Linked DNA regions of Homo sapiens: region 2 is linked to region 1. A link is a loop called in an ENCODE intact Hi-C map of the cell type or tissue named here. Cell type or tissue: Panc1. All regions are shown on one strand. Each heading gives the region's core, and the rest is flanking DNA. Links, peaks and the distances in the headings are about the cores only.

The links. A loop is a pair of places that touch in the nucleus more often than their neighbours do. Peaks named below come from ENCODE experiments on the same cell type or tissue, not always from the same donor. Only the 100,000 strongest peaks of a DNase experiment are listed, where the experiment ranks them.
Region 2: a loop joins it to region 1, with 2.3 times the contacts of the local background. A loop is called at or near these places in 5 of 110 quality-filtered maps.

The regions. Positions count from the first base shown.
Region 1 is chr1:16,180,628-16,191,968 of GRCh38, reverse strand. No RefSeq gene overlaps it. Among named protein-coding and RNA genes, the nearest start is that of ARHGEF19, 26 kb to the left of the region's middle. RefSeq lists enhancers at 6,678-7,177, 7,178-7,679, 7,770-8,269, 9,097-10,077. In Panc1, for the core only: a CTCF peak has its summit at 4,035 (motif pointing right); a DNase peak (open chromatin) is centred at 4,048; H3K27ac peaks cover 6,204 bases.
Region 2 is chr1:16,118,471-16,129,160 of GRCh38, reverse strand. EPHA2 (EPH receptor A2) reads left to right here. Exons shown (of 17, transcript NM_004431.5): 17 at 3,841-4,824. The coding sequence ends at 3,946. Among named protein-coding and RNA genes, the nearest start is that of EPHA2-AS1, 31 kb to the left of the region's middle. RefSeq lists enhancers at 5,886-6,565, 8,500-9,056, 10,328-10,690. In Panc1, for the core only: no CTCF peak of the experiment used is centred there; no DNase peak of the experiment used is centred there; H3K27ac peaks cover 6,966 bases.

The sequences.
Region 1 (11,341 bases), core at 1,028-9,027:
GGTAGATCTGGGCCAGGCATCTCAGGGGAGCCCCTCTCTCAGTGGTGCCTGCCTCTGCCCATCATGCCCTGCCCTGGTAGGGCTTTGGCCAAGGACCCAGGGCCCTGCTCCTGCTTGCCGCAGAAGGAGGAGGAAGCTGGGGGGTGGTATCTGCAGGACAGGACCTGGAGATGGCGTCTGGGGTGGGAGTTTTGGCCCCTGAGGCTGTCTGCCCAGCCAGTCTCCAGTCCTTCAGGAGCTCCTCCCCACCCAGTGCCCATGCCCTTCTCTGCAGCGATCCTGCTCTGCAGAGACTGTAGGGACCCTGCTACCCCTCCTCATTCCTCCTGGTCCCCAAACTCTGAGCCTATTGTTTAGAAGATTTTGTCCTGAAATGAAACTGTTGAGAAAGAAACTTATTTGATTGTTCATTTTCAGGGCACACTGAGGTTTCATAAGAACCAGTGAGCCCTGGCTTCAGCCCAGCAGGCACTTCAGCTCTGGGGCAGACAGTGTGGCTTGCTTCTTTGTTGATGTCCTCCCTCCCTCCCTCCCTCCCTCCATCCCTCCCTTCCTTTCTTCTTTCCTTCCTTCCTTTCTTCCTTCCTTCCTTTCTTCCTTCTTCCTTCCTTCATTTCTTCCTTCCTTCTCCTTCCTTCTCCTTCCTCCCTCCCTCCCTCCCTTCCTTCCCTTCTTTTTTCTTGCTCTGTCGCCCAGGCTGGAACGCAGTGGCACGATCTCAGTTCACTGCAACCTCCACCTCCTGGGTTCAAGTGATTCTTGTCCTAGCCTACCGAGTAGCTGGGACTACAGGCGTACACTACTACGCCCAGCTCTCTTTCCATCTTTCCAATCCCCTTCATTCTCCTCTCTGATTGTGTCACCTATGGACCAAAGGACATCAGCAGCATCCCCATCCTTGGTGACACTCCCTAATGGTGAGACAGACAAGTAAACAGGTGAAGTGCAGGGCCCCACACAGAGTGTTGTCAGGATGTGGGGCAGCAGGAATTCTACACTGTTGGTGGGGTGTGAATTGGCACAGCTACTTTGGAAAACAGCTTGGCTGCATCTGCAAAAGCTGAACTTGCCTATGCTATGACCCAGACATTCCACTGCTTTCTTTGGGTATACACCCAACAGAAATGGGTACATATGTGCCCAAAAAGACCTGAATTAGCATGTTTTTAGCAGTATTATCCATTAATAGCCAAAATGCTAGAAACTACCCAAATGCTCATCAATAGTAAAATGAAAATCCTGGTATATTCACACAGTGGAACACTACACAGTCACGAGACTAAACTGTCTACAACTACAAGTACTGTCTGTGTCTGCATAGGCGAATCTAGACTGAACGTGAGAGAAGCCAGACGCCAAAAAAAAAAAAAAACAACAACAAAACAAATTAGTTGATTTGCATAAAGTACAAAACCAGGCAGACTAATTGATGGATCGAGGTCAGGGTGGGGAGCGCCTGCAGCTGAAGTAGTGACTGCTTAGGGAGGGACTGCTGATGTTGCTTCCACAGGGCTGTGCACTTTGGGACCAGTCCATCAGGCTGGGCGCCTAAGATCTGTGTGCTTTTCTGCATGGGAGTTAAATTTCAGCTGAAAGCTTACACAGTGCAAACTGTGGGGCTGTGGGGGCACAAATAAGGGAGCAGCCTGTCCTCACTGGCAGTCAGGGTGGGCTTCCTGGAGGTGGTGCCACTGAAGCTGCATCCTGAGAGCTGAAATGGAGGTGACAGGAGGGGGACAGTGCAGAGCCGAGTGGCCACTCTGGGATTCCTTGTTGATCCATGTGGTGACCTGTTTTCTGTTGTCTCCCCCACTGGACCGTGAAATCCATGAAGAAAGGGCCTCTGGCTGTCTTCCCAGTGCTGTGGCCTCATTGCCAACTGCCATGCCTGGAACCCAGGAGCAGCTCAGTGAATATTTGTTGCTGGGTCTGAGCCCGGCTCTGCATGAACCCTGAGCCCGAGCTCATAATTGCCCCTCAGACCCGCTCTGCTTCCAAGTCCCACCCCAGCTCTCTTCCCTCATTTGAGCTACTTGGTGCCAGTATGGTGGGGTGGAGGGTCTGGATGCCCTCGGGCTGTGGGCGGGGCTGCCCCATCTGGGCTGAGACTGCCCTGGACACCAGGAGACCCACTGGGCCGCTCTTTTTTTTTTTTTTTTTAGATGAAGTCTCACTCTGTCGCCCAGACTAGAGTGCAGTGGCACCATTCTGGGTCACTGCAACCTCTGCCTCCTGGGTTCAAGCGATTCTCCTGCCTCAGCCTCCTGAGTAGCTGGGATTACAGGCGCCCACCACAGCGCCCAGCTAAGTTTTATATTTTTAGTAGACACGGAGTTTCACCATGTTGGTCAGGCTGGTCTCGAACTTCTGACCTCAAGTGATCTGCCCCCCTCAGCCTCCCAGAGTGCTAAGATTACAGGTGTGAACCACTGCGCCTGGCCTCGCTTGGCCACTCTTGTCACCCTGACCGGGATTTGAACCTGGGTTTGCTCTCACTTCCTGTCCCCAAGTGTGCCTTCCCCTTCCCAGGATCCCACTCTCCCGGCGTTTGTCTCCCCCCAGATTGTATTTCTGATGCTACTGGGAGAAAGAACTAAAATAAATGGGCTGACGTTGTAGCAGGAGGGACTCTGGTGGGACTTAAGGCAGAGTTTGCCAACTGTGGGAACTGTCTCAGACACCTGGGCGAGTGGAGGGAGTGAAGCTGGGGAATTTCTTCCCCTGAGCAGCGTGAAGAACAGGATGAACAGTCATCTGCTTGGGTGGGGCACAGCGGGGTGGAGAGGATGACCTTTGGAAGCCACTCTCAAGCTCTTGGCTCATGAGCTGCCCTGAGGGTTGGGAGCTGGTCAGGAAGGAGGAAGGGGTAAGCTATTGGGTCTAGCGTTTCGGCTGCTGGAAGGGTGTGGGAGGAGAAGAGGGGCACTGAAGGAGGCAGAAACCAGGCCTGCTTTACTTAAATGAGGCAATAGGATTTGGGGGATTGGAAGGTTCCTTAGAGTTTCCAAAGCAGGGTGTGGGAAAGTCCAGCACCGGGTTTGGAGGCAGGTGGACCTGGCTTGAGTCTTGCTTTAACTTATAAGCCACGATGCTCTAGGCAAGCTGCTTCCCCTCTCTGAGCCTCAGTTTCCTCATCTGGTAAACGGGCATGATAATGCAGCTACAAGAAGGTGATGCCTTGGAAAAGGACTTCGAAAAAGCCCTATGCAAAGGGGAGTTGATCTCCCAGGACAGACTGGCCAAGGATTAGTATATAACGACAGCCATGTTATTCTCTCCAACCCAAGTGCCAGGTGTTAGGTCTTTTAATAGCCACCTAAATTCCAGAAGGGTATATTTTGGAGGCCAATTTAGTTCAATAGATGGTTTGTTGTTGTTGTTGTTGTTTGTTTTGTTTTTGACAGAGTCTCATTCTGTCGCCCAGGCTGGAGTGCAGTGGTGTGATCTAGGCTCACTGCAATCTCCACCTCCTGGGTTCAAGCGATTCTCAAGTCTCGGCCTCCTGAGTAGCTGGAATTACAGGCATGTGCCAACATGCTTGGCTATTTTTTGTATTTTTAGTGGAGGTGGGGTTTCACCATTTGCCCGGGCTGGTCTCAAACTCCTGAGCTCAAGCAGTCCTCCTACCTCGGCCTCCCAAAGTGCTGGTGTTACAGGCATGAGTCACCACGCCCGGCCAGGTGTTAGGTCTTTTAATCCTTATAACAACCCTATTTTTGTCACCCCGTTCCACAGATGAGGAGTCTGAGGCTCAAGGAAGTGACATGACTTGCCCAAGGTCACATAATCAGTTGGAACTTGACTAGGGACTTACATTCCCATCTGATTTCAGTCCAGAACCCTGCACTCTGTTTGGTGCAGCCTATGATTGACGGAGAAGGTACTTGGCAAACCATAAAGCAATGAATATCATCATCATCGTCATCGCCATCATCGTCATCATCATGAGTAGCAGCAACAGCATTTTATTTTTTTAGGGCAATTGCGGTTCTACAACGGCAGTAATGGGAGCAGCATCCTTCCCAGCCCAGCCACCAGAGGGCGGCAGAGCCCAGGGCTGGGATAGCGGGGTCCTCCGAGCGCAGCCTGCTCATTGCCCACATTCCTGTGGGTTGAGTCCTCCTGAGGCTTGGCTGTGTCTGTGGGGCAGGGGTAGGGAGTAGGGGCAGGGGCAGTGGGCTGGGTAGAGGGAAGGGAGGGCATAGAGCCCTGGAGACAGGAGCACATGGCCAGTCCTGGCCTCAGCTGTGAGGGTTCCTAAGTCTGAAACATGCTCAGAGGCTCCAGAGACCACCCCCTTGGTCCTATGATGTCCCAGTCCTTCATGTCAAGTTCTTCTTCTTCTTTTTATTTTTCTTATATAAAAATATGAATCACAGAAATAGTTAGTGGTTGTATTTACAATTTGAACTTCATTATCACATGGCACAGTAACTCACATAATGTATCCATTCTTTATATTGGTGTAATTTTTTTTATACTTTAATTTCTGGGATACATGTGTTGAACATGGAGGTTTGTTACATAGGTATACACGTGCCATGGTGGTTTGCTGCACCCATCAACCCGCTATTTACATTAGGTATTTCTCCTAATGCTATCCCTTCCCTAGCCCCCCATGCCTCCCTTTTTTTTTTTTTTTTTTTAAGAGTCTCGCTCTGTCACCCAGGCTGGAGTGCAGTGGCACAATCTCAGCTCACTGCAACTTCCGCCTCCCAGGCTCAAGCGATTCTCTTTCCTCAGCCTCCTGAGTAGCTGGGATTACAGGCATGCACCACCATGCCAGGCTAATTTTTGTATTTTTAGCAGAGATGGGTTTTTGCCATGTTGGCCAGGCTGGTCTCGTACTCCTGACCTCAGGTGATCTACCCACCTCGGCATTCCAAAGTGCTGGGATTACAGGCGTGAGCCACTGCCCCGGATATGCCAAGTTCTTGACTGAATAAGGGGACAATAAAAATCACCGCCACTGTGCACTGAGTGTTGTTTACCACTCCATTGGCACCAATTATGCCCTTTAATCCTTGTAACTCTGCTAGGAGCAGGTTCTGTTCAACTCAGCCAAACTTTACTAAGAAGGAAAGGGAAGCTCAGAGAGGAGAAGTGACTTGCCTGAAGTCACACAGCAAGTAAAAGGCAGAGCTTCTTTGAAACCAGACCCACCAGACCTAGGCCTACTCCCCGAAGCCCTTGACTATCACAACTTCCCCGACCCTAGCTCTGCAGCGATTCCAGCTCAAAGTGTAAGCATGTTCCCCAGCCCCCAGGATTCTCACAACAGCTTGAGAGGCTGGAAGTGAAGACACGGAGGATGTGCCAGTGCTGTACCCGAGCCCACTCAGACGGGCTCTCAGGAGGAGCTCTGCCCAGGCCGGGCACAGTGGCTCACACCTGTCATCCCAGCACTTTGGGAGGCTGAGGCAGAAGGATCACTTGAGCTCAGGAGTTTGAGACTAGCCTGGGCAACATAGTGAGACATCATCTCTAAAAAAATTTTTTTTGACAGGGTATGGTGGCTCATGCCTGTAATCCCAGCACTTTGGCAGGCCGAGGCGGGCAGATCATGAGGTCAGGAGATCAAGACCATCCTGGCTAACAAGGTGAAACTCTGTCTCTACTAAAAATACAAAAAGTTAGCTGGGCGTGGTGGTGGGCGCCTGTAGTCCCAGCTACTCAGGAGGCTGAGGTGGGAGAACGGCGTGAACCCAGGAGGTGGAGCTTGCAGTGAGCCGAGATCGCGCCATTGCCCCCCAGCCTGGGCGACAGAGCGAGACTCTGTCTCAAAAAAAAAAATTTTTTTTTAATTAGCCAGGTGTGGTGGTGAGTGCCTGTATCCTAGCTACTCAGGAGGCTGAGGTGGGAGGATCACTTGAGCTTGGGAGGTAGAGGCTGCAGTGAGCCATGATCACTCCACTGTACTCCAGCCTGAGTGACAGAGTGAGACCCTATCTCAAAAGAAAAAGAAAAAGAGGCCAGGCACGGTGGCTCACACCTGTAATCCCAGCACTTTGGGAGGCAAAGGCAGGGGGATCATAAGGTCAGGAGTTCGAGACCAGCCACAGTCAACATGGCGAAACCCCATCTCTACTAAAAATACAAAAAAATTGGCCAGGCACGGTGGCTCACGCCTGTAATCCCAGCACTTTGGGAGGCCGAGGCAGGTGGATCACGAGGTCAGGAGATTGAGACCACAGTGAAACCCCGTCTCTACTAAAAATACAAAAACTTAGCCGGGCGTGGTGGCGGGCGCCTGTAGTCCCAGCTACTTGGGAGGCTGAGGCAGGAAAATGGCGTGAACCCGGGAGGCGGAGCTTGCAGTGAGCTGAGATCGCGCCACTGCACTCCAGCCTCAGTGACAGAGCAAGACTCCGTCTCAAAAAAAAAAAAAAAAAAAATATTAGCCAGGCGTGGTGGTGGGGCACTGGTAATCCCAGCTACTTGGGAGGCCGAGGTAAGAGAATCGCTTGAACCTGGGAGTCGAAGGTTGCAGCAAGCTGAGATCGTGCCACTGCACTCCAGTCTGGGCGACAGTGCAGGAGTTTGTCTCAAAAAAAAAAAAAAAGAAAAAAAGAAAAAAAAAGAAAAAGACTAGTTCTTCCCAGCATTGCACTAGGAAATTCAGGCTGGGTGCTGGAAGCGGCCATGGTGACAGTGAATATTGCACCTGGAAATCAGCTCCCGCACCCCTGCCCTGGAGTCCGCTGAGGCCTGGATTGGGAAGAGATAGGACCGAGAGGCCCAGGGGCCCTCCCTGCTTCCCCACCAGGCTTCAGCCCCTCAGCCAGGCCCTGCTGATGCCTCTGCTCTCCCTTGCCTGGGTGTGGTGTGTGGTGATGAAATTGGTGGAGGCTGAGCCCCAGATCCTATTATCCCCTCCAGGGTGTGACAAGTGTCTGTGACTGGCCCTGCTGGGACCTCCCCCAACTGGATCCTGAAGACAGGGGGTGCTCCTGAACCCATTCCGTATTCTTGACCCCCCTCTGGGCAGCGGGATCCTTCAGACCAGATTCCATGGAGGCCCTAAGCTGTGCCCCGTGGCAGAGTGGCCCTGATACCTCCCAAAGAAGAGTGACAGCAAGTGGTGTCACATAGACCTGCCTCAATGCTCGTCTACACCTGCCCCTTCAGGGTGGGGCAAAACAAGGCTCTGCAGACAGCAAGTGGGGACATGCCCTGAGAGGCTGTGCTGCTTGGCTGAGGTGGTGGCTGGCAGCACTGGTCATGCAGAGCCTTGGTGGCACCATGGACTCAGCCCACAGCTGGCTCGGACTCCTGGATCCGGTGGCTTCTGGGGTCTGGGCAGGTGGTGGGAGGTTCGGGGGGCACCTGGAGCTAAGTACCTGTACACTGGCTGTGGGGAGCTGCAGGGCAGGACAGGGTTCCCACACACCCTTTTCCCAAACAGGTGCCTCCCTCCGACACCCACACTGCGTCTACTGTTTTCCAGGAAAAGGCCGATGCACTCGTTGAGTCAGCAGATCGAGGCTGCTGTCACCCTGGCAGCTCCACAGGGTGAGCCTGTTGCTCGCAGGGCCCAGCAGGGCCTGCCCAGGAGTCCCAGAGCTGGCCGGGCTCCCGTTACCTGCCCTGTACCATTGTTCCTGCCTGGCGCTTGGCTCTGCCTCTCTGGCTGTCCTCTCCTTCTCCACCCTCTGGCCTAAACATTACCTTATGCCCAAACCCAGCCTCTCTCCAGTTCCACAAATGTCAAACTGGCTCATCCCTGGGGGTAGGAATCAGCAAGAGAAGACCTGGATTGGAATTCCAGGACCACACTGACTGGCTGTGTGGCCTTGGGCAAGTTCCTTTACCTCTCTGAGCCTCCGTTTCTTCATCAATGAGAGGCAAGTTGTCCTCCCACCATGTCATGCTGTTGAAAGGAATCAAGTGCCCAGCGCAGTGCCCGGCCTGCAGGACGTGCTCAAGAAATGGCTTTTGCAGAACACGACAGAGTCTTCCCCAGCGGGACCTGTTCTCCCAGGGCCTGTGGGGAAGGAAATGGCGGGATCTTCTGCTCAGCCATCTTACATTAATCAGCATGCAGTCATCATGTTCACACCAGCTCTAATTGTTAGCTGCTGAAATGGGCTCGAGCTTTGGGGCTCTCACCTCAGCCAGCCCGGGGCTCCAGGCTTGGGCGGAGCTGGTGCATGGAGCAGGTCTGGGGCTCCTGGCATGAATGAAGCCTGAAATGTGGACAGGTGCAGTCGGGATGTGGGAGAACCCAGCCTTGGGCAAGTCCCTTTACCTTTACTCAAAGAGGGGAGTGGGTGAGGCTGCCCGGGGTGGGGGGCACTGGCCGGGCACCTGCAGGTGGGGAGGCCTGGCCATCTCTGGAGCAGCTCCGGTGATGAACTCTGGTCAAAGAACTCGTCCTAGAGGGTTTGTCCCACACCTGCTTCTGGTCTTAGCACGTGACCCCTGCTCCAGATAGGTCCTTCTTGTTTGTTTTGGGCTTGAGAGGAATTAATGAAATTGTTAGGGTAATTGGCAGCACGGCGGGCACCATCCAAGACTGGCAAAGGGGGGCTGGGAGGACCGAGAGGAGAGAGCCGGGCACACGGGGATTGCTTAACAGATGACGGTGAAGAGGGAGGGGTGTGTAAGTGGCGGATGGCATGTAGGAGCGAATCAGTGAATGAACAGTGAGTGAGTGAGTGACTCAATGAACGCGTAAGCTGGAACCTCAGTAATAGCATTGGCCAACACTCATGTAGTTCTCACTACATGTGCAACGTCGTTCTAAGCACTTCACTTGTAAAACTCATTCAGTCCTCTCAAAAACCCTGTGAAGGAGGCACTATGATTACCTCTGTATTTTTTTTTTTTTTTTTTGAGTCTCACTCTGTTGCCCAGGCTGGAGTGCAGTGGCGAGATGTCAGCTCACTGCAACCTCCGCCTCCCGGGTTCAAGCAATTCTCGTGCCTTAGCCTCCCGAGTAGCTGGGATTACAGGTGCCTGCCCCCGACACCCGGCTGATTTTTGTGTTTTTAGTAGAGACAGGGTTTCACCATGTTGGGCAGGCTGGTCTTGAACTCCTGACCTCAAGTGATTCGTCTGCCTTGGCCTCCCAAAGTGCTGGGATTACAGGCGTGAGCCACCACGCCCGGCCGATGACTACACTTTACAGAGAAGGGACCAGAGGCACAGAGAGGTTAAGTAACTTGTCCAAAGTTACACAGCTGGGAAGTGACTGAGTTCAGACTAGAACCCCGGCAGGCTGGCTCCGTAGTCTCCAGGTACCAAGCACCTTCAGGATCATGAAGAGAGTTCAGAGCAGAGGGGATAGGAGGATGGACTCTTCTTTTGCAGTCTCGGCCTTGAGACTCCAGGCTTCATGTCATTCAGTCTGTCATTCATTCATGCTGCATAGTCGCTGGTCAGCCGCTTACTCACTCATGCACTCACTGAGCGCCGGCTCTGGGAGTGTGAAGGGGGGAGACTTGTAAGATTCTGTCCTCCCCGGTCCTAGTTTACCTTTCAGGGCTCAGTTCAATGCCACCTCCTCCAGGAAGGCCACAGGGCTCTAGGCTTCCCCTGATCTCCCCAGCTAGGCAGTGCTTATATTCTCAGTTTTTGGAATACCATGGGTGCTCAATAAATGCTTGAGGCGGCATCCTGTTGCTGCTGAGCCTTCTCCTGGGGTCTCGTGGCTTTCCCAGCTCTTTGTCCCTTCCTGTCCTCACCCCAGCCAGGATGCTCCCGTATCTGGACAGAGCCTGGATCCCCCCACACCTCCCATGACCTTCCCATCCCACCAGCGGAGTGGAAACTCCCCGAGCACTGGGTCCAGCCGGGGGCCATGGTCAGCAGCACTGGGATTCACCCCTGCCCTGAAAGGGAGGGACCTGGGCCCGCCCGGGCTCAGCAGCCAACAGCAGCCTCTTCCTTCCCTGGCGAAGTGTTTGTTTTCAAATTCCTGAGGCCTGTGTCACCCCCAACCCTGTGTCCGCTGGCCCAGGCTGCCTCTGCTTCCTTCCTCCCCTTGCCGGACCAGGCTGATCTGTGGGGTGGGGTGCTGGGCCAAGCCTCTCCCTCCCATTGCCCACCAGCTAGGGCCAGAGCCTCGAGCTGGCTGACTGGAGAGCTCCAGAGGTTGGTAGGACATGGGATAAGGGAACTCAGGACCCCTCATCCCAGCCCCTCTGGATAGAGCAGGGAAATTCCAAGTCTTTTTGCTCTTCAGGGAACAGTGCAGGCTGGCAAAGAATCATGGGCTGGTAGCCGGAAGTAGCTATCTTCATCCCAGCTATCTTCTGGGTTAGCTGGGATGGGGAAGTTCTGAGCAGGGCACATGCCCCTAAGCAGGCCTGGTCTGGGCCCAGAAGGCCTGGTGCAGGTCAGACTTCATTCAAGCTCTCTTCCTGGCCGGGAGTCTTTTTTTTTTTTTGAGACGGAGTCCCGCTCTGTTGCCCAGGATGCAGTGCAGCGGCGCGATCTCGGCTCACTGCAACCTCCACCTCCTGGGATTACAGGCGCCCACCACCACACCTAGCTAATTTTTGTATTTTTAGTAGAGACGGGGTTTCACTCTGTAGGCCCGGCTGGTCTCGAACTCCTGACCTCAAGTGATCTGCCCGCCTTGGCCTCCCAAAAGAGCTGGGATTACAGGCATAAGACTTTGCATCCAGCCAGCGCTGGGAGTCTTGAACAACTAGGGCAGTGGGGTGGGTTTCAAACTTGACCTCATGTGCATCAGAATCAGCTGGGGTGTGTGGTGAACGGGCAGACGCCCAAGCCCTGGCCTCGGAGATTCTGATTCAGTGGGTCTGGGATCCCAGGGATCTGAAGTTTTGGCTTCCCAGGTGATTCTGCTGCCAGAGGCCCAAACTGTGGAAAGCCAACACTCAAGAACGTGAATAACACACAGCCAGGCCCAGCTCTCCCACTCACATGCTGCTGACCTTTTAGAGCTGCACTGGCCAGTTCGGTAGGTACTATTTAAATCTAGAGGCCGGGCGCAGTAGCTCATGCCTGTAATCCCAGCATTTTGGGATCCAAGGTGGGTGGATCTCTTGAGGTCAGGAGTTCGAGACCAGACTAGGCAACATGGTGAAACCCCATCTCTACAAAAAGCACGCAAAAAATTAGCTGGGTGTGGTGGTGTACACCTGTAGTCCTGGCTACTCAGGAGGCTGAGGTAGGAGGCTGGCTTGAGCCCAGAAGGCAGAGGTTGCAGTGAGCTGTGATTGCGCCACCGTACTCCAGCCTGAGTGACAGAGCGAGACTCTGTCTCAAATAAACAAATAATTAATTTAAATTAATTAAAATGAAATAAAATTAAAGTCAGCTCTTCAGGTGCACCAGACGCATCTCAAGTGCTCAGTAGCCGCGTGCGGCC
Region 2 (10,690 bases), core at 1-8,000, 62 kb after region 1:
GGCTATGTGCCGTCTCTGCTTGAGCACTTTGAATGAGAACCCAGCGGGGTGAGTCCTGTTAACAGGTGAGAAACAGGTGCAGGTGAGAAACAGATGCAGAGAAGTGCAGTGACCTGCCCAGGGTCCCACAGCCATGAGGGGGAGAGCAGGATTCCAGGCCCAGTCAGTCGGGATCCCAGAGCGCAGGGATCGGAGAGGTCATTGGTAGAGAAACAGGCTGAGATGTTACCGGCTTGCCTGAGGTCACACAGCCAGTTTGGGGCAGTCTTCTCCAAGATGCCCTGACTGCTGCCCAGGAGAGAGAACCCCTGGCCTACCCCGGGCACCTCTCTCCACTTGGTTGGCTCTCAGCCTGCAGTCCCACCTGGTGAGAAGTGCCACTTACTCTCTGCTGGCCCTGGGTTTGCCCCTTTGTCAAGCTGCCCCTTGGCAGCTCTTCTCCCCTTCCCAACTCCAGCATTGAGACTTTTCCCGGCATGGCCTTGGCACAGACACCTCCTCCTGTCCCAGGAAGGGGGAGACCCTATCCTCTTAGCCTTTTGTGCCTCTAAAAATAGTGGCCAGTTTCAACAACCCAGCTTGTGCATGGTCAAAGATCATGGCGGGAACAGACCGGGAGGCTGGGAGGTTTTGGGAACCGTATGGAGGGGATGACCTGGGCCTCCCATGGTTCTAGGTCACAGAAGTTCTGGGATTTGAGCCTGTTCATGAACATTCTCTAGGGCCTTTGGAAATTGCTCAGCTGGGCTCCCAACCTGCTGGCCAAGGCCATAGCCTCCCTCAGGGGACAGTCGGTGATGGGAAGCAGGCAGGAACAGAGCCGACCAGAGGGGAGGCGGGGACACGTAGGGAGGGGAGATGGATCACAGGATGTCTTTTGCTGCCCGCCAGCCCAGCAGGGCCACAGGCTTGGGCTCTGCACACATACCTGGGTTCAAGTCCCGCATCTGCCACTTCCTAGCGGGTGACCTTGATCAAGTTTGATGGGATTGCATGGGTGCAGCGCAGATGACACGACTGGTATACAGTGGGTGCTAAATCCTCATTGCTCTCCTCTTTTCCTCCACTCCCTTGCTTTCCTCCCCTAGCACTGTGCAAATGCCCCCTCCTTTTCTCCTTTTTCCTGGGAACATCCACCAGACCCTTTGCTCCTCCAGGGGCTCCCACCAAGGACAACACAGCCTCTCTTCTGGGGACCAGAGCTGAGGGCACGGAGAAGTGCTTATGGGAAACACATGTTCTTAGAAGCTTCCCTAAATAGCCCAGGGTGCTCCTCGCCAATTCCTTTCCCACGAGCAGGGACGGGGCAGTCTTGGATGGATGGAGGCTGTGTGTGTGTGCGCTGCAGTGCGCGTTGTTGTGAAAGGGCCTGGATAAAGGCAGGAAGTCATTCGGCGCCCCCCACCACCCACCACCCGCTCCTCCCACCAGCCACTGGTGCTCAGAGCTGGGGCCTGCATGCCTCCTCCTTCCCCTCTGCCTCTTTCCAAATAAATGGGGATCTCAAAGGACTTTTTAAAACCTGAAGCCTGGGTCTACACACGCCATGGGTCCCAACGGGAGACTTGGAGCTGGTAGCAGGGGAATGCGTGCCTTTCCCAATGGGATCAGGATTTAGGCTTCAGTGTCCCACCTCCTCCCCTTCTCAGCCTCCTGCCTTCTTGACTCCCTCCCAGGGGACCAGCTGCCTGGTCCCCTGGGGTCCCACAGCCACTGTCTCTTCTCCATTTGTGCTATTTTGGAGTCAGTTGGGTTTCTAGCTAGACTAGTGGTCCCAGATGTTTTGTGAGCAGCTGACGAAAGGCGTGGATGTTGCACCCCAGAAAAATAGCCCAACCCCAGGCTCTGTCTAGAGCTGGGACTACAGCATTTGCATCCTGTGTGGGGGTCGAGGGCACAGGCTGTAGATCTTAGGGTCTCCAGTGCCCTTGGCATAGGCTTGGCACTGAAGGAATGCTTGCTGAATGAATGAATGATCTGACACGTGAGGCTCCAGGAGCCATTTCTTACTCCCGTCTCCCTGCACCCAGGGCCAGAACACAGTAGGAGCTCACCGAGTATATGGCCTTGGAGTTTTCTACGCAGGGCCTCCAAAGCAAACTGTGCTCCCATCCTGTGAGATTAACCACTACCATTTGCAAGAGGGACCAGAGGTGGCCCAGCAACGGCCCAACCTCCGCTAAAGCATTCATTCGCTCATGCATTCATGCAGCAGACACTTCCTAGGGACCTACTATGTGCCAGGCCTATCCTGGACCCTGGGCAGGGGTGGGGGCGGGAGCAGGTGCTGTGGGGGTGATGGGCCCAGATGACAAGGTCTCAGCACTTGTCCTCCTGGAGCTTACAACCCACTGGTTTTTAAACCGGATGTCAGGTTTCTTCTGGGATTCAACCAAATGCAGACTCCTTGCCCCACCTGCGGAACTGCAAATCGAGTGAATCTGGGGTCAGGCCGGGGGTCCTGTCTCCTTCACCGTGGTCTGAGCGCTTTTCCAGGGACCACAATTTGAGACCTTCAAGTGTGTGGGAAACTGCTGCTTTTTCAGCACCTCCAACTGTATAGGTTAGAAACGTCCTGTGCAGGTAGCGTAGGAAGTTCTCCCAAATGTCCCAAATGTCTCGGCCTTCCTGCTGCTGTGGGAGCACCAGCCTCTGCGGGAGGTCCTGGAGTCCCCCCAACTCACCTGGGTCTGCCCTTCCCTGCTCTGCGCCTGTGCCGGGGCTCCCGGAGCCTGTGGGAAAGTCATGTCTGCAGAACTGCAACTAGGATCTTGCATCATATAATTAGCTCCCTTTACAGCCAAAAGTCGGCCCATAAAAACTTGGGTGTTTTCATGGGTTTGGGCTAGTGGGTGAGGACGGTGGAGGAGAAAACTCCCAAAGTGAGTAATAAATGCCCTCCTCACAGGTTCCTGGGAGCATAAGTGATTTCATGAGGGGACGGAGGGGCATGGAAGGGGGCCCCAGGAGAGCGTGTACCCTGTGGGGGTGGGAAAGCAGGGCTGTGGGCTCCTGGGCACATCTGTCCATCTGGTACTGATGCTGCCTTCCCCCTCGGCTGCTGGTTTTGAGGTCTCTCGCCCTCCAGATGGACAGTAGCTCCCATTTTACACGGGAGGAAACTGAGGTTTCCCCAAGGGAAGACATCTTCCTAGTCACTGGATCTGGTGACCCGCAAGCCTCACCCATGAAGACTCGCAAAGTTTAACCCTTCAAGTATTTCCCAAGTCCTTCCTTCATGATCAGCAGTGGGAACTTGGAAGGAGTGAGGGAGAAATGAGGCAGCAGGTGGGAAGAGACCTTGGGCAGAGAGGCTTTGAGCGACATCCCTAGAGAGTTCCTGGGAAGGAGGCCTGAGCTGGGGGCACTGGGAACAGACTAGGGGTGAGGGGAGGGAAGGCATTTGTTCATAGCTGGTTTGATTCCCAGCTCTTCCACCTCCTAGCTGTGTGACTTCAGGCAAGTCACTTTACCTCTCTGACCTCAGTTCTCTAATCTGCAAAATGGGGATGAAAAAGAGCACCTGCCTCACAGATAATTCAGAAGATTTGATTTATTTTTATTTTTTTAAAGCATCGTACAGAGTTGAGGCTTCTGTCGTTTTCCTAACTTTGTTGATGGTGGGCCACCTTGGCAAGCTTCTAGGCTGTGGCTCCTTCTCCCAGGCCTACCTAACCAGAGCTCTCTTGCCCTACAGGTCCCCAAGGCACCCTCTCCACCCTCCTCCTCTGCCTCCCTCCACTCCCCTCCCCAGCCGCCCACCGAGTCCTGTCCCCACCCAGCCCGGCCCCCTCCCCTGCTCCAGCCCCTAACTCTCCCTCTCTCCCTCCCGGCCCACAGCGACATCAAGAGGATTGGGGTGCGGCTGCCCGGCCACCAGAAGCGCATCGCCTACAGCCTGCTGGGACTCAAGGACCAGGTGAACACTGTGGGGATCCCCATCTGAGCCTCGACAGGGCCTGGAGCCCCATCGGCCAAGAATACTTGAAGAAACAGAGTGGCCTCCCTGCTGTGCCATGCTGGGCCACTGGGGACTTTATTTATTTCTAGTTCTTTCCTCCCCCTGCAACTTCCGCTGAGGGGTCTCGGATGACACCCTGGCCTGAACTGAGGAGATGACCAGGGATGCTGGGCTGGGCCCTCTTTCCCTGCGAGACGCACACAGCTGAGCACTTAGCAGGCACCGCCACGTCCCAGCATCCCTGGAGCAGGAGCCCCGCCACAGCCTTCGGACAGACATATGGGATATTCCCAAGCCGACCTTCCCTCCGCCTTCTCCCACATGAGGCCATCTCAGGAGATGGAGGGCTTGGCCCAGCGCCAAGTAAACAGGGTACCTCAAGCCCCATTTCCTCACACTAAGAGGGCAGACTGTGAACTTGACTGGGTGAGACCCAAAGCGGTCCCTGTCCCTCTAGTGCCTTCTTTAGACCCTCGGGCCCCATCCTCATCCCTGACTGGCCAAACCCTTGCTTTCCTGGGCCTTTGCAAGATGCTTGGTTGTGTTGAGGTTTTTAAATATATATTTTGTACTTTGTGGAGAGAATGTGTGTGTGTGGCAGGGGGCCCCGCCAGGGCTGGGGACAGAGGGTGTCAAACATTCGTGAGCTGGGGACTCAGGGACCGGTGCTGCAGGAGTGTCCTGCCCATGCCCCAGTCGGCCCCATCTCTCATCCTTTTGGATAAGTTTCTATTCTGTCAGTGTTAAAGATTTTGTTTTGTTGGACATTTTTTTCGAATCTTAATTTATTATTTTTTTTATATTTATTGTTAGAAAATGACTTATTTCTGCTCTGGAATAAAGTTGCAGATGATTCAAACCGATCTTGGCTTTCAGTCTTGGGAAAAGCAGTGGGGTCCCAGAGCTTCCTGGGTGGGAGTTGAGGGGCTGAGGGTTCCCCCCAAACCCCTAGTGTTTAAACAGAGATTCGTGCACAAGGCAGACACGTCACTTAACCCTGGGAGCAGGGGTGGGTGGGAGGTGGGCAGGGGGCCGGGAAGCAGGTTCTGCCGAGCCCGGCCTCCATGCCAGCAGGCCCCAATCACCTTTGATCTCCAGGCTGCTCAGAGTCTTCGGGAGGGCTGGGAGGTAGGAGAACAGCAAGAGCCGCCGTCAGCTTCCCTCCCACGGCTCCCCGGAGCTGTCGAAATAGATCCTTCAACCATCCATGTACAGCTCTGAGGTTTACACAAGCTTTTCACAGGTTTCGGCTTGTCGGAACCTCAACACTTTGTTATGAGTTTTGTGGGCGGCCCCATTTTACAGAAAAGGAAAACCAAGCTGGAGCCCAGCAACTGGGTTTGTTCAAGGCCACACAGCAAGTTAGGGGCAGAGGCCAGAATTGAAAGCAAGGTCAGAAATCTCAGTGGGATGCTTTTCTCATAGATGAGGAGATGGAGGCTCAGAGACATGCAGCGACTTGCCCAAAGTCACACAGCAGTCTCAAGAAAAGCCAGAGTTCTAATTTCTTTTTTTTTTCTTCTTTTTTTTGAGACGGAGTCTCACTCTGTCGCCAGGCTGGAGTGCAGTGGCACGATCTTGGCTCACTGCAACCTCTGCCTCCCGGGTTCAAGCGATTCTCCTGTCTCAGCCTCCCGAGTAGCTGGGACTATAGGCGCGCACCACCACACTCAGCTAATTTTTGTATTTTTAGTAGAGATGGGATTTCACCATGTTGGCCAAGATGGTGTTGATCACTTGACCTTGTGATCTGCCCACCTCTGCCTCCAAAAGTGCTGGGATTACAGGCGTGAGCCACTGCGCCCAGCACCAGAGTTCTAATTTCAAACCTGAGCCTTCTCCACTCTACCGGGTTGCAGCCCTGCATGTCAGAGGTCGTTCATAGTGGGGGTTAGGAAGGTGTCAAACACAGGTCACCAGGAACGTAACCAGGGAGCAGAGATGATCTGAGGCCCAGGAGGAAGACTTCCTGGAGGAGGTGGTCCCAGAGCTGAGACCTCAGGGACTACTAGGAATTAACCAGCGAAGCCAAGGGAGGGTGATGCAGAGTGAGGCGCGGGGGCGTGAAACCACATGGTTGTGCAAGGGAACCACAAGCAATTTGGTGTTATTAAGGCATGACGTGAGGTGCTGGAGAAGTCTCTAGGGCCTTGTAAAGCAGGCCCAGGAGTGGGGATTTCAAGTTGAGGGCAATAAGGAGTCATTGAAGGTTTCAAGCAGGGAGTGGCATGATTGTTGTCACTGGTAGAGGCAGGTCTGCAACCCAGAGCTCCTGACTCAGCCTGGAGCTTTGGGGAGATACAGGAGAGGCGCTGGCAAAAGTCGAGAGGGTGTTCGGCCTGCCCTGGGGTCTCAAAGCTGGCATGCTCTGCCCTGGCCCCTGCTGCTGCAGGAGAGCTGCCACCCTCTGGGTCCTGGCCCACTGGGCATCCATGAGACACCTGACTGTGTCAGGTGCGGCTGGGGTTGGTGAGCTATGGGAGTGCAGGGAGCACCTGGCTGGGCCTTCCTCCCATTAGTGTTGGGCCACCTGAGTGTGCTGGGCATGATGGCTGAGTCAGGCCTTCCTGGTGCCTGACCCTGGCCTGGCCTGACCCAGGTGGCCACTGTAGCTCTGTGGCTGGGCTATGGCTACTGTTGCTACCACTGACAAAGCTGTTGGCCCAGCAGGGAATAAGCCTGCAGCTTGCAAATCCACAAAAATCTGGGCTATGAGGGCACATCAAGACCAGGCCTGAGTCCCATTCCCAAAGCAACTCAGCCATGGCCCTGCTGATGAGCAGGAATGAACTCAGGAAGTGGCTCAGCATGGGGGGAGGTGGCCTCGTGTGCTCTCTCCCTTGAAGTCCTGGACATAAGACCCTTCCAAGGGCATGTGAGAACCCATAAACCTGTGGGCCACGGACAGGTCCGATGCTCAAAACCCAGTGAGCAGCTGTCTGCAGTCTCCAATGGACCCTGCAATTGGCAGGAGGGGAAACTTTATTTTTAAATTAAAGCAAATCCAGATCTGTCTCCTAGAGGGCCTAGATGCAGGAACACCCCTGTAGCAATAAGAACACCCAGCCCGCACATCTTGCTTCCTAAAAACCATTCTCCAATGAAAGGGACCAGGGCTCCTTAGAGAAATGGCTGATTCTGGGGCTGAAGCAGGGAAAATACAAGATGAGCTGGGAGCATCTTGGAGTATCAGAGAGTAAAGAAGTGCTCAAAAATAAACAGGTGGGGCTGTGCCAGAGACACACAGGAGCCAGCCCTAAAGAACTCCCAGGGCCTAAACCTAGAACAAGCTGAGCAACAAAACGATGAGGTATTAGATTAAATCCAAAGTCAAAAATAAATATTCACGAGTCTATACTGAGATAAATAAATGATTAAAGGCTGGGTGCAGTAGCTCACGCCTGTAATCCCAAAACTTTGAGAGGCCGAGGTGGGTGGATCGCTTGAGCTCAGGAGTTTGAGATCAGCCTGGCCAAGATGGCGAAACCCCGTCTCTATCAAAAATACAAAAAATTAACCAGGCATGGTGGCACGTGCCTATGGTCCCAGCTACTCAGGAGGATGAAACGGGAGGATCGCCTGAGCCTGGGAGGTGGAGGTTGCAGTGAGCCGAGATTGTGCCACTGCACTTCAGCCTGGGCAACAGAGTGAGACCTCATCTCAAAAAATAAAAAAAAAAAAATGCTTGAATAAATAAATAAGTGGAGGGAGCCTAGACAAATCTTCCTTACAGATGAATTTCAAAGGGGTGGATTCTTTTCCCTCTAGTGGGTAAAGCTTACTTCCCCACTGCCTGGACTGCGGACTGGACACCCTTCCAAAGAAAGGCAGTAGGGAGGTATAGAAAGGGTTAAAAAAAATAAGAAAGAAAACAAAAAGTAACTTTACAGTGGAGAAACCTGGCAAACACCACCGTAACCAAGTGATCAAAGTTAATATCATCAGAGAAAAAACAAACAAACCAACATTGAGCTTGAATTGAAGATCAGGTATCAGCAAACACTTACACAAGGCTTTCTGGGCACCACCCACTGTTCTAAGCACTTAGCCTGTGTTTACTTATTTCATTCTTCCAACAGTCCTTCAAGGTAGATGCTATTAATATCCCATTTTACAGATTTGAACACCGAGGGGAGGGAGGTTACATAACTGGCCAGAGCCGCCCTCTCCCCTCTCTGCCATCATGGACACTTCCCTAGATAAGGTCTGAGAAGCACTGGTTCTGGGGAAACTGAGGCAACATAACCTGCCCATGGTCTCCAAATGCCACCACATCCCACACCCCAGGTATCTAGATAGTTTGCTGCTCTGTCCCTTCTCTCAGTGGCCAGTTCCTGCTCTATGCCAGGCTGGGCACAAGGTCACAAAGATGGATAAGGGCCCTGTCTGCCCTCATGGGACTCAGTCTGGTGGGGGCAGCAATGGTAATAGAGTAGGACCCAGGCTAAGAAGGGGCAGAGCTGGGTGTTACAGGAGCCAGAGGTTGGGGCAGGGATGGGGGAGGGGCACTTGACCCAGCCTAGAAAGTCCAGGCAGGCTGCTTGGAGGAGGAGCCATCCAAGCTGAGGTGGAGGTCAAGTGAGAGTCCACCAGGCGGAGGAAGAAGTGTCCCAGAAGAGCCTGGCTCTGACTCCAGACCTCTGTGGGTGGGGCTTGAGTCTCCCCTCCAACATCTGGGCCCCATTTGACCAAGACAAGATTCCTCCATCTGCTATGCCACCCTAACCCCTGGCTGTTGTGTCAGGAGCAGCTGTAGGACAGCAGCCCTGCCCTCATTCCCACCCCTAGCAGAACCTTCATCTCTGATTTTAGCCTTCTCTGCTGAGAAGTGGGCCTGCAGCCCTTTCTGGGTTCTGAGCTGCAGGGACCTTGGTGGGCCTTTGATGCATCCAGCAAAGCCCTGAAGGAGGTGAAGGCAGTGGTGACTGGGGCATTGGGTAGGGAGATGCCTGCTTTCTCTGCTGCTCCCAGTCTGCATGGCAAGTTAAAATCGTGTCGCCAGGCACCAGCCCGAGATTTCCTAATTAATTAGCAAATTCTGGAGGGACAGGCAAGCTCTCTGCTCGCCTCCCCATTCACACCCCCTCAGCTCCAGCTGCAGCCCAGGGCCTGGGATGGGGCCTTGGGCACCATAGATGCTGCTAGAACAGGGGGCAAATGAATGTGTACGGGAAGTGCTTGAGTCCTTAGCTCCGGCCCTCTGTGCCTTTGCCCATTCTGTGCATCGCGCCTGCATCGTCCCTCCCCGGAACTATGTCTGGTACCCAGTAGGCCCTCAATAAACATTTGTTCAATAAACAAATGAACTGTGGGGGACAAGGACTGGGCTTTTGAGATCCAAGAGCCCTGTGGAGCTGGATATGGGTTTTGGGAATGTGGTGAGTGCTGTGCAATGGTCCTGGGCTCCCTCTGGCTGGCCGGGAGGGACCACAAAAGCTGGTAAGGAGAAGCAGTTGAATGTTTCTGAACACCTACCATTGTAGGTGGTGGGCGTTCCTCTAGCATTGCCTGTTCCTAGAGGAGTTGCTAATTAATTAGGAAATCTAAGGCTGGTGCCTGGCGACACGGTTTTAACTTGCCACGGTGCCAGTGAGTGTGCCATGCCAGTGATCATGCCCAGCCCAAGACCCACACCGTCTTATGCAAGGGTCACAATGACCCTGAGGGGCATACATTTATCCCCATTTTGGGGACCCTGGGGCTCAGCGAGGTTACAGTAATCAGACCAAGTTCCCACAGCTAGGAGGTGACAAAGCGGCATAGGAGACAAGAGTCAGCTCATCCCACTGCCTGCTGCTCGGTGACATTTGGGGACCTTGGGGTTCTTTTCAGGAAACGGCAGGAAGACCCTTGGACTGGGAAGGGAAGACAGAGGTTCTGTTGGGCGCCTACTATTGACTTGGCTGTGGACTCCTGGGCATGTCCCTTGTGTCACGGGGGCTCAGTTTGTCCGTCTGTAGTGAGGAAGGCTCCAGGAAGTCTGTCCTGGCTGAGATGAGGGGCCCCTGCCCCCACCACAGAGTTGCCCCCTCCCCACTCCTGGCACCCTCTCCCCAGGCAGCCCTGGGCAGCCCCAGGTAGCCCGGCCAGCAGGCCCCACTCCAGCCCTCTGGGTCTGGCTTTCCAGTCCAAACCGTCAGCCAGTCTCTGTCGGCAGAACCAGACCCAGTTTCTGGGAAGCTGCAGCCACATCCCACCCCTGCCTGGGGTGGGGGCCCCCTTTCTCCTGCTGGGCCCGGGCCCCATTTCAGCAGCCTCATCACATTCCCCACGGCCTCAGCAGCCTGATGGATGGATGGATGCAGCTTCCACACTGGGCTGGCAGAGCAGGCGGCTGCATGATCAGGTCTCCTGCTGGGCGGAGGGGCCTTTCCCCCAGGACCAGGCCTCATGGGCCCGGCCAACCAATCCCAGCATCTGGGCACAGGACACACTTCCCCAGACTCTGCACCCCTCCCCTGTACTCTAATGCGGTCTAGACTCCCGGACCTGCCCTCAGTTCCCCATGAGCCCTCGCCCACCCCCGCACACATCCCTCCCTATTTCTGTCTGTGGAAAATACACCCACCCTTCCAGGCTCAAATCAAATCACCCATTTTCCAAGAGACCTTTGCAGGCCAGGTGTGGTGGGTTACGTCTGTAATCCCAGCACTTTGGGAGGCCGAGGTGGGTGGATCTTCTGAGGTGGGGAGTTCGAGACCAGCCTGGCCAACATGGTGAAACATTGTC